Linked DNA regions of Homo sapiens: region 1 is linked to region 2. The links are chromatin contacts, found by Hi-C or POLR2A ChIA-PET in ENCODE. All regions are on one chromosome and are shown on one strand. Each heading gives the region's core, a stretch centred on a gene start or an enhancer-like site at or near the end of the contact. The rest is flanking DNA. Distances are from core to core; before and after follow the strand shown.

The links. Hi-C counts contacts between places; a loop is a spot of excess contacts on that map. ChIA-PET counts read pairs that join two places held with the same protein, here RNA polymerase II (POLR2A).
Region 1: a map of PC-3 shows a loop between it and region 2 (3-fold over the local background). The contact joins two enhancer-like sites. A Hi-C loop is called at or near these places in 2 of 168 maps with a recorded cell type or tissue (PC-3 and PC-9). POLR2A ChIA-PET finds 5 or more read pairs at or near these places in 2 of 52 experiments (Caco-2 and activated CD4-positive, alpha-beta T cell).

What each region holds. Positions count from the first base shown.
Region 1 is chr1:221,885,540-221,889,206 of GRCh38, reverse strand. All of the region lies in intron 2 of LOC124904517 (a long non-coding RNA gene), which reads right to left. Among named protein-coding and RNA genes, the nearest start is that of LINC01655, 47 kb to the right of the region's middle. Within about 2 kb of position 1,951, at least 7 of the 41 ENCODE cell types and tissues checked have a DNase peak (open chromatin) inside an H3K27ac peak, as active enhancers do; they include PC-3, where a contact is called at or near this core.
Region 2 is chr1:221,610,706-221,614,350 of GRCh38, reverse strand. No RefSeq gene overlaps it. Among named protein-coding and RNA genes, the nearest start is that of DUSP10, 130 kb to the left of the region's middle. Within about 2 kb of position 1,695, at least 7 of the 41 ENCODE cell types and tissues checked have a DNase peak (open chromatin) inside an H3K27ac peak, as active enhancers do; they include PC-3, where a contact is called at or near this core.

The sequences.
Region 1 (3,667 bases), core at 702-3,201, 270 kb before region 2:
TTTGATTTTCATTTGAATGAATTTAAAGTTTATTTAGCCACATAGGGCTATTGGGATGGTTCTGGGTAGTACAGGGCAGAGTGATTCTTAGGAGACACCCCAGCAACCCGAGAATCATTACATAACAGGGAAGAGTTATTTGATCACACTGTGTGAAGGCAGATTTTTTAAACGTTGGTTGAGAAGCACTATGTGCAACATAAAGTTAAAACTATTCAGTGTGGCAATCACCAAGATGCCACATTTCTAGACCGGTTCCAGCCATACCAACATATTCATCAGGCTCCTAAGCCCATCCTCCTTCTCACACTGTTCCCTCTGCGTTAAATGCTGGCTCCCATCCTCCTTCTCACACTGTTCCCTCTGCGTTAAATGCTGGCTCCCATCCTCCTTACCTGGATCCTACCCATCCTTCCAGGCACAGGTGAAGGTACCTTGTTGGTGAAACCCTCTTTGACCTCCACATTCACTCTTCAACTCGCCAGTGAGGTGAATCACCCTCTCCCAGCATGGGTTACATTCACCTCATTACAGCACGGTTGTGGATCCAGGTCTAACATGGAGACAGACAGTGTAACGCGGCATGCGGAATTCTCTGATGGAGACAGATCCAGGGTGCTCTGGAGACCCAGAGAAGGGGCTCGTCAAGCTAGGTTCGAGGGAGTGGGTTCTCAGAAAAACAGATGTGAAGACAGAATGTGTGCAAGAACATTTTGTTAGGGGAAACACCTGTGAGATAAAATAGCCCAGGAGCGTGGAGAGGCTGAAAGGGCCATCAGACCACATCACAAACGCATGATGGATTTTAGAGCCCCGTCTGCGCTGAGTTAATTATGGTCCCTGATGTTGCTCCCCGATGTCGGAGATCTGAGAAGTGCAATTATAGCCGCCACAGAGGGTGATGCTCTAAGTAGAAATACCTGTGAAATCACTTTGTGTGTGATTAAGCCTCTACAAATAACCGTTGTTTTTATCGTAGACCTCTAGGAACAATTATAATAGTAACATCAGGGGAATGCCTCAGAGTTAGCTAGAAGGCCAGCAGATGGAAATTAACCAATTAAACTACAGATGTTGTTGGTGAAATGGTGTAAAATATGGTAACTTTAATTTTGCTATCAAAAACTCGATCTTGCTGAATTTAGTTCTTGGATTTGGTGACTGGTGAGGTTGTGGAAATGCCTTTTCTTCCAGGTATTTAAGATTGAGAACAATCAAGTAACAAGTGTTAAGTATCCACATGTGCTTCTCAGAGAGTGCCATGAGGAATTAGAACTATAAGGGAAGCGAGTGCTTTTGAGGAATGTATTATGCTCTTGGAGAGATGAGACCAGTGTTTATAAACAACAGAAACATCAACAAACAATACTAGGTAGGTACAGCTTTGTAATCTGAAGAGATTATCCTGTTCAGGACAAAGGAAATAGAATCTTATTCTTGATGAGGAATCAGCCAGAACCCACCCTAAGACTCTGCTATATCACATCTCTATTCAGGGTTAAGTAATTGACCCACTCCAGAAATGACGAAAACAAAATAAAGGTGAGAGTGAAGTCAGTGAGATGAAATGAATGGAAATCTGAAATGAAAATGTTATCATTAGGTGGCTGAGTAGGATCTTCCTTGGGGTTCTGGAAGCAAAGCTCCACCTGTCACTTGAGCTTCTCAAATAAACTTATGTTTCACGCTGAGTTCCTGAGCCACTGATCTGAGCATTACTCACTCTGTCCCTCATGTTTCCCAGGTGAGAGGTAGTTTCTATGCTCTCCCAACCATAGATGCGGCTAATCAACAGGCCCCATCTCCAGCCCCAGCCTCAGATTCCCTTTTTGGGCAGAGGGAGGCTTGGGCTGAGTCATCCCAGGGATAAACGCTGTAGTCACTCTAGGGAGGTGTCCCCGGCTGCCCCTGCTGGAGGGCAAACAAGTGAGTAACCCAGCCAGTGTCACATGGTCCTGGAATGGGGCTGGCTTGTGCCTCTGCCAGGTCCATGGCAATGAAGGAGTTTGCTCACAACACACACACACACCCTGACCCCTCTCTTGAGCGGGAGTGAAAGTCTGTGTGGGGGCGAGAGGTGTTGTAGATTTAACAACTGAACGTGCATAAGGAAAGCTTATGACCCAGTGGACAGGCAATGGATGCTGATCTAAGAGAATTCCTAGAGAAGAAAGTTCCTAGAGGAACGCTGCCTAGGAAACTCCCCCCAACCCACCCCTTCCCACATATTTCCTGGCCCTTGTCAACACACCTCCTGTGGCCGACAGGAGATGCCAGCAGCTTGCTCACCCAGGACAGAGAAGGAGAGACAGACAGAGCAATCCTTAAGATGCAGGATGATGCAAAGGCTAAAAGCCACAGTCAGAATCCAAGTCAGGAACTCAGGTGGCCAAAATTCTTCCCCTTGGGATGAGTCAGAGTGGCTAAAGTTTTGGGGAGCTGCACAGCAGATGTAGCCTCCTGTGTGCAATCTTACCCCAAGGGAATTTTATTTCAGGCCCCTTGTACTAACAATGGTGAGATATGGATATTTGTCGTAGGCTTTAGAATATTCCTTCAACTTGATCTTCCATGTCACTACTTTGAGTCTCAAATATGTATGTGAATCTCCTAAATTCTCATATTCTTTTTATTCCTCCCTCCTTCCCTCTCTTTCACACCCCCTTCTCCCCCTTTTTCTCTCCCCCTCTCTTTCCCTACCCCTTTTCCAAATTGACATCAGTCCCATTCGTTCAGGCACTCCATTTCTTTAGGGTCATCATTTTAGGTGGTCTGCTTGTTCTTTCTCCCTCTGTCTACTCCACCTTCAGTGCACTGCTATTCTTCTTGGTCTGTTTAGGAGCTTGGGTCCAGGATGTGGGGTTGTCTAAGCAACAGCCCATCAGCAGTTGGTAGAAGGTGTGGAGGTTGCCTGTCTCAGTGGTCTGTGTGTAGAAGCATGCAGGTTGCCAGCTCCAATAGTAAGCCATTCTGTTGCCTAATGTTAGCTATAAAGGCTAATGCTCTCCCAATCTTGGGGGTAGGGAGAACACTACCAGTAGCTTCTGAATCTGAGAATGGTGATCAATTCTAATAACTTGTGTATGTGTGAACTTTGACTTTCTGAACTCTCTCCTTTCTTTAGCCAATTTTTTTCAGCATTTTTTGTGTGCAAGACACTCCTATCTATTCTTGTAACAGCCTAGCAACATAGACCAATGCAGGGAATACTCTGCTCATTTTACAGTTGGGCAGACTGAGCTCTAGGCAGTTAATTACCTAGATTCTTGGTAATGGAATATAATTTACAGATTTGATCTTTTGGTCCATCACCACCAGAGACTCTTCTAGAACAGGTAAGATATACAAAAGTTTATATATAACAAGGTGCATATATATATACATATGCATATATATGAAGATATATGTATATATATGTATATAAACTAGCACAGGGAATTCTGGTTTAGGTGCTAGAAAACCTGGGTTTCAAATTCAACTCAGCCCTAACTAATTCTAGGGCCTAACAATCATCTCATTTATGTGAGCATCAGCTTCGCAAAAAATAAAGTGATCAACTTAGATAATTCCCAGAGTGTCTCTAAACTCCATCTTTTCAAAAGTTAAAATTCCTAGAACTAAGAAAGTGGTTTCAGAATGAAGGTTCTGGGCCTCTCCATCTGGCCTG
Region 2 (3,645 bases), core at 446-2,945:
TCCAATCAAAATCGCAACAACTTTCTCCATTGAACCAGATAGCCTGGTCTTACAATTTTTAATGAAGAAAATCAGAGCCAACAAAAATCCATGGCAATTTGGAGGGAAAATAATCATGGTGGGCACCTACCCTACCTGATATCCAGGGTTTTTCTTCATTATGCTAGATACATTGGCATGGGAATAGGCATATTGATTAATTGAACAGAATAGGGAGCACAGAAATAGATTCATACTTAGATGGAAAGTTGATACTTGACAGAGGTGGCACTGCAGTTCAGAGGAAAAACTGGGATTATCTATTAAATTAGATCAACCTCTGATTCAAGTAATTGAAGTATTAATCCCAGCTCTGTACCTGCACTATCTTACATAGGTCATTTTACTGGGGCTCATAGAATGAGGATTATAGAGGATCAGGGTGTCAAATACCTGCATAGATGCCATGGGCAGCGTGTAGGCATGGGCTTTTGGGAGCTGTCTGCCCAGAGGTAGGCAATAAGGGGATGCACTGTCTATAGAAAATAATTTTTTAAAAAAAAGCTCACTAAAGTTGGCTTGTCTGTCTTCACAGGATGCAAGCAATTCTAAAAAAAAGTCAATCATAAAATATCTTCCTTGAAAAACATTTTTCCTAAGCTCTAAATAATTAAACAGTTACTAGTTTGTTCTAATAACATATATGTAAGTTTCAAATTAGCTCATTTTTCTTATTGATGTGTTTAATAAACATTATGTTCTTTTACAAACATTGTATTGTATTCCGAAGTAAGTTGGAGGAACTCTCCAGTATATAGTCAATAAGGAACAATGTGTGGACTCAACTACAGCCATTTGTTTTGAGGGGAAGTTTGTGATGATTTAGAATGATTCCAGCTTGCTTCGAGTGCAGTGCAGTTTATCTCCAAGCCCTGTGATGCTACATAGTACCAAATCTGAACAGTAGATTGGAGACAAATATGATGGTTCAGTGATTGTAAAGACAAAGAAAAAGAACTTGAGTTACTACCATTGTCACATTATGTGACCACTGTAGGATTTTATTTGTGTTTAAAATTTACAATAGTGAACTTGAGAGCAGCCATTAGCAATCCATCCATCCATCATGACCACCTTTTTGCCTAAGCCCAAACACATCCATTCATCTCAACATGACGCAGATGGTCACCAAAAACTGGTCACATCCGTAGGTGAAATATGAACTATTTGCTATCTCATTTGTAGGTTCTTTCTAATTATAAAATCTCATGTTTTTGAAATAGATCAAGTTCCAGTTTTATATATTTTAACTATTTATCTGCAAGAAGGAAAGGCTTCACTGCCACACAAAAAAAGAAATCAACATTTTTTCCAATTCTCAAATTTTAAGATATTTATCTTCAATTTCTCCCCAGGTAGTGCCTAATAATATTCCTTCTCTAGCCCAGCAATGTTTTATAAATTCAATCATCTGAGATGTTACACACCCATATTTGACTAATCTACACATCTGAGGATAGCAGAAATCTTGTCCATGAGATGAGCAACAACTGTGACTATAAATGAAAAAAGACAAACTTTGGTTTATCTTTCAAAGCTGTGGGCACTGGTTAGAGGATAGGACAGAGGAGGGAGAGGCTTCCTAGACACAAAGTAGGAAGCTGGCTTCATTCACGTCAGGGAGGAAACATGGCCCCTGGCCATAAAGGCCTCCCAAGATGACTCATCCTGCCCTAAAATGGGATTTGTTTATTCTGGGAACTCATTTTGTCATCCTAGCCCTGGAGTTAAGATTCTAAAAGCTCGTAGGTAGTAGGTGGTTTGGGCTGCCAAGAAGAGTAATTGGATTAATGCATTTCTATTTCAGATTACTGCCAAATTAGTCTGTGCTATGTGGGCTTTTTATGTTATTGTGAGTGTGGCATAACAGAACCAGCTGCTTCTGTGACTTTCTTATCCTCTTCACATCAGACCCATTCATCCAATCCCTCTCTTATCTTGTCGCATATCAGACCCATTCATCCAGTCCCTCTCTTATCTTGTCGCACATCAGACCCACTCATCCAGTCCCTCTCTTATCTTGTCACACCTCCAGATTCTTCTTTTAAAGTCCCTGGGCAGTGCTGTTCATCCTGTTCCCTTCCTAGTCACTTGCTCTTGCTTTCAGCTTCCCACTTCTTCTCAGGCTTCTTGATGCAATTAAATAAAACAAAACACGCCAACAATCTTTTCAATTATACCAAAGCCTTATCAATTGTGATTTCACTCAGTAGGAATGTATAATAATTCAATCCAGGCCTGATAGCAGTGTATCTCTGCAGCTGCCATGTAAAAGGCAGTTAAGAAGAAGAAACGTAAAATAAATCAGAGGAAATGATTATATGGACTTCAGCCAATAAATTGTTTATTGTCAATGATCTGTAATTAATTAGAACTGGAACAGAGTTTTGTGATGTGAAGAGTATTGGCTTTGGAGGCTGATAATCAAGGGTCAAGGTCTTGCTCTACCACATTTATATTCTTTGTGATGCTGGGAAATCTGCCGACATTAGAGTTTTTCTTAACTGCTTCACAGCATTGTAATTAAATAAGCAAATATGAAAATGCTTTATATGTTGGTAAATGTTATACAAATGTAAGGGCATTACTTCTTTTTTTTTACTCATTAATTCAGACCCTACTTGGGTCAACAGTTTACACAACTGCTGTTACTGTATGAAACAGTATTACAATCACAATTATTTTAGAATCTTCTGTAATTCAGAATTTTACTAACTCAGTTAATTTCCATCTGTGAAAATTGCCTGCAACACATAAAATATCTTTTCAAAGTTCAGTTTACGTGTTGACTTTAGTAGGGGATAAAGCTGTGAGGGTCTAAAGCAACTATTCTCTTGAAAAAAAATTTTTTTTTGGTCTGCTAATCTGACATTTCAGTATTATTTTGTAAATTTAAAAACTATATGTAGCTAGACATTCACAGGTGGAAGTGAGCAGTATGAATCCAGCTTTGATATTTTGGGTGCAAAATTTACTTGACCTGGATTCTGATCAATATATTGCTATAATTTACTGCCTTCTTTTCCTCAGTGACAATTTTTATGAGAGCAAGTACTTCTTTGATCTTTATAGTCTATTTACCAACTTCTTAGAACCTTCTAAGTGACTCTTCTAGGGCACATGGTTATTCAAAGAGACTTTTGCCCCTGTGACTTGATGGGCAAAAAAGTTATTATTATTATTATTTAGATGGAGTCTTGCTCTGTCACCCTGGCTGGAGTGCAGTGGCAGGATCTGGGCAACCTCCACCTCCCGGGTTCAAGTGATTCTCCTGCCTCAGCCTCCCGAGTAGCTGGGATTACAGGCATGCACCACCATGCCTGGCTAATTTCTGTATTTTTAGTATAGATGGGGTTTCGCCATGTTGGCCAGGCTGGTCTCCAGCTCCTGACCTCAAGTGATCCGCCTGCCTTGGCCTCCCGAAGTGCTGGATTACAGGTGTGAGCCACCATGCCCAGAGTAGCAAAAAGTTCTTGCAAATAACATTTTATTTTCTTTCACTGTAGACATATACACTCATTCTAAAAGTATGGAAAGTCTTAAGAAGCAAAAAGAAGAAAATATACAACTCCCTTTATACTATACCCAGAGATAAATAACTGCTGT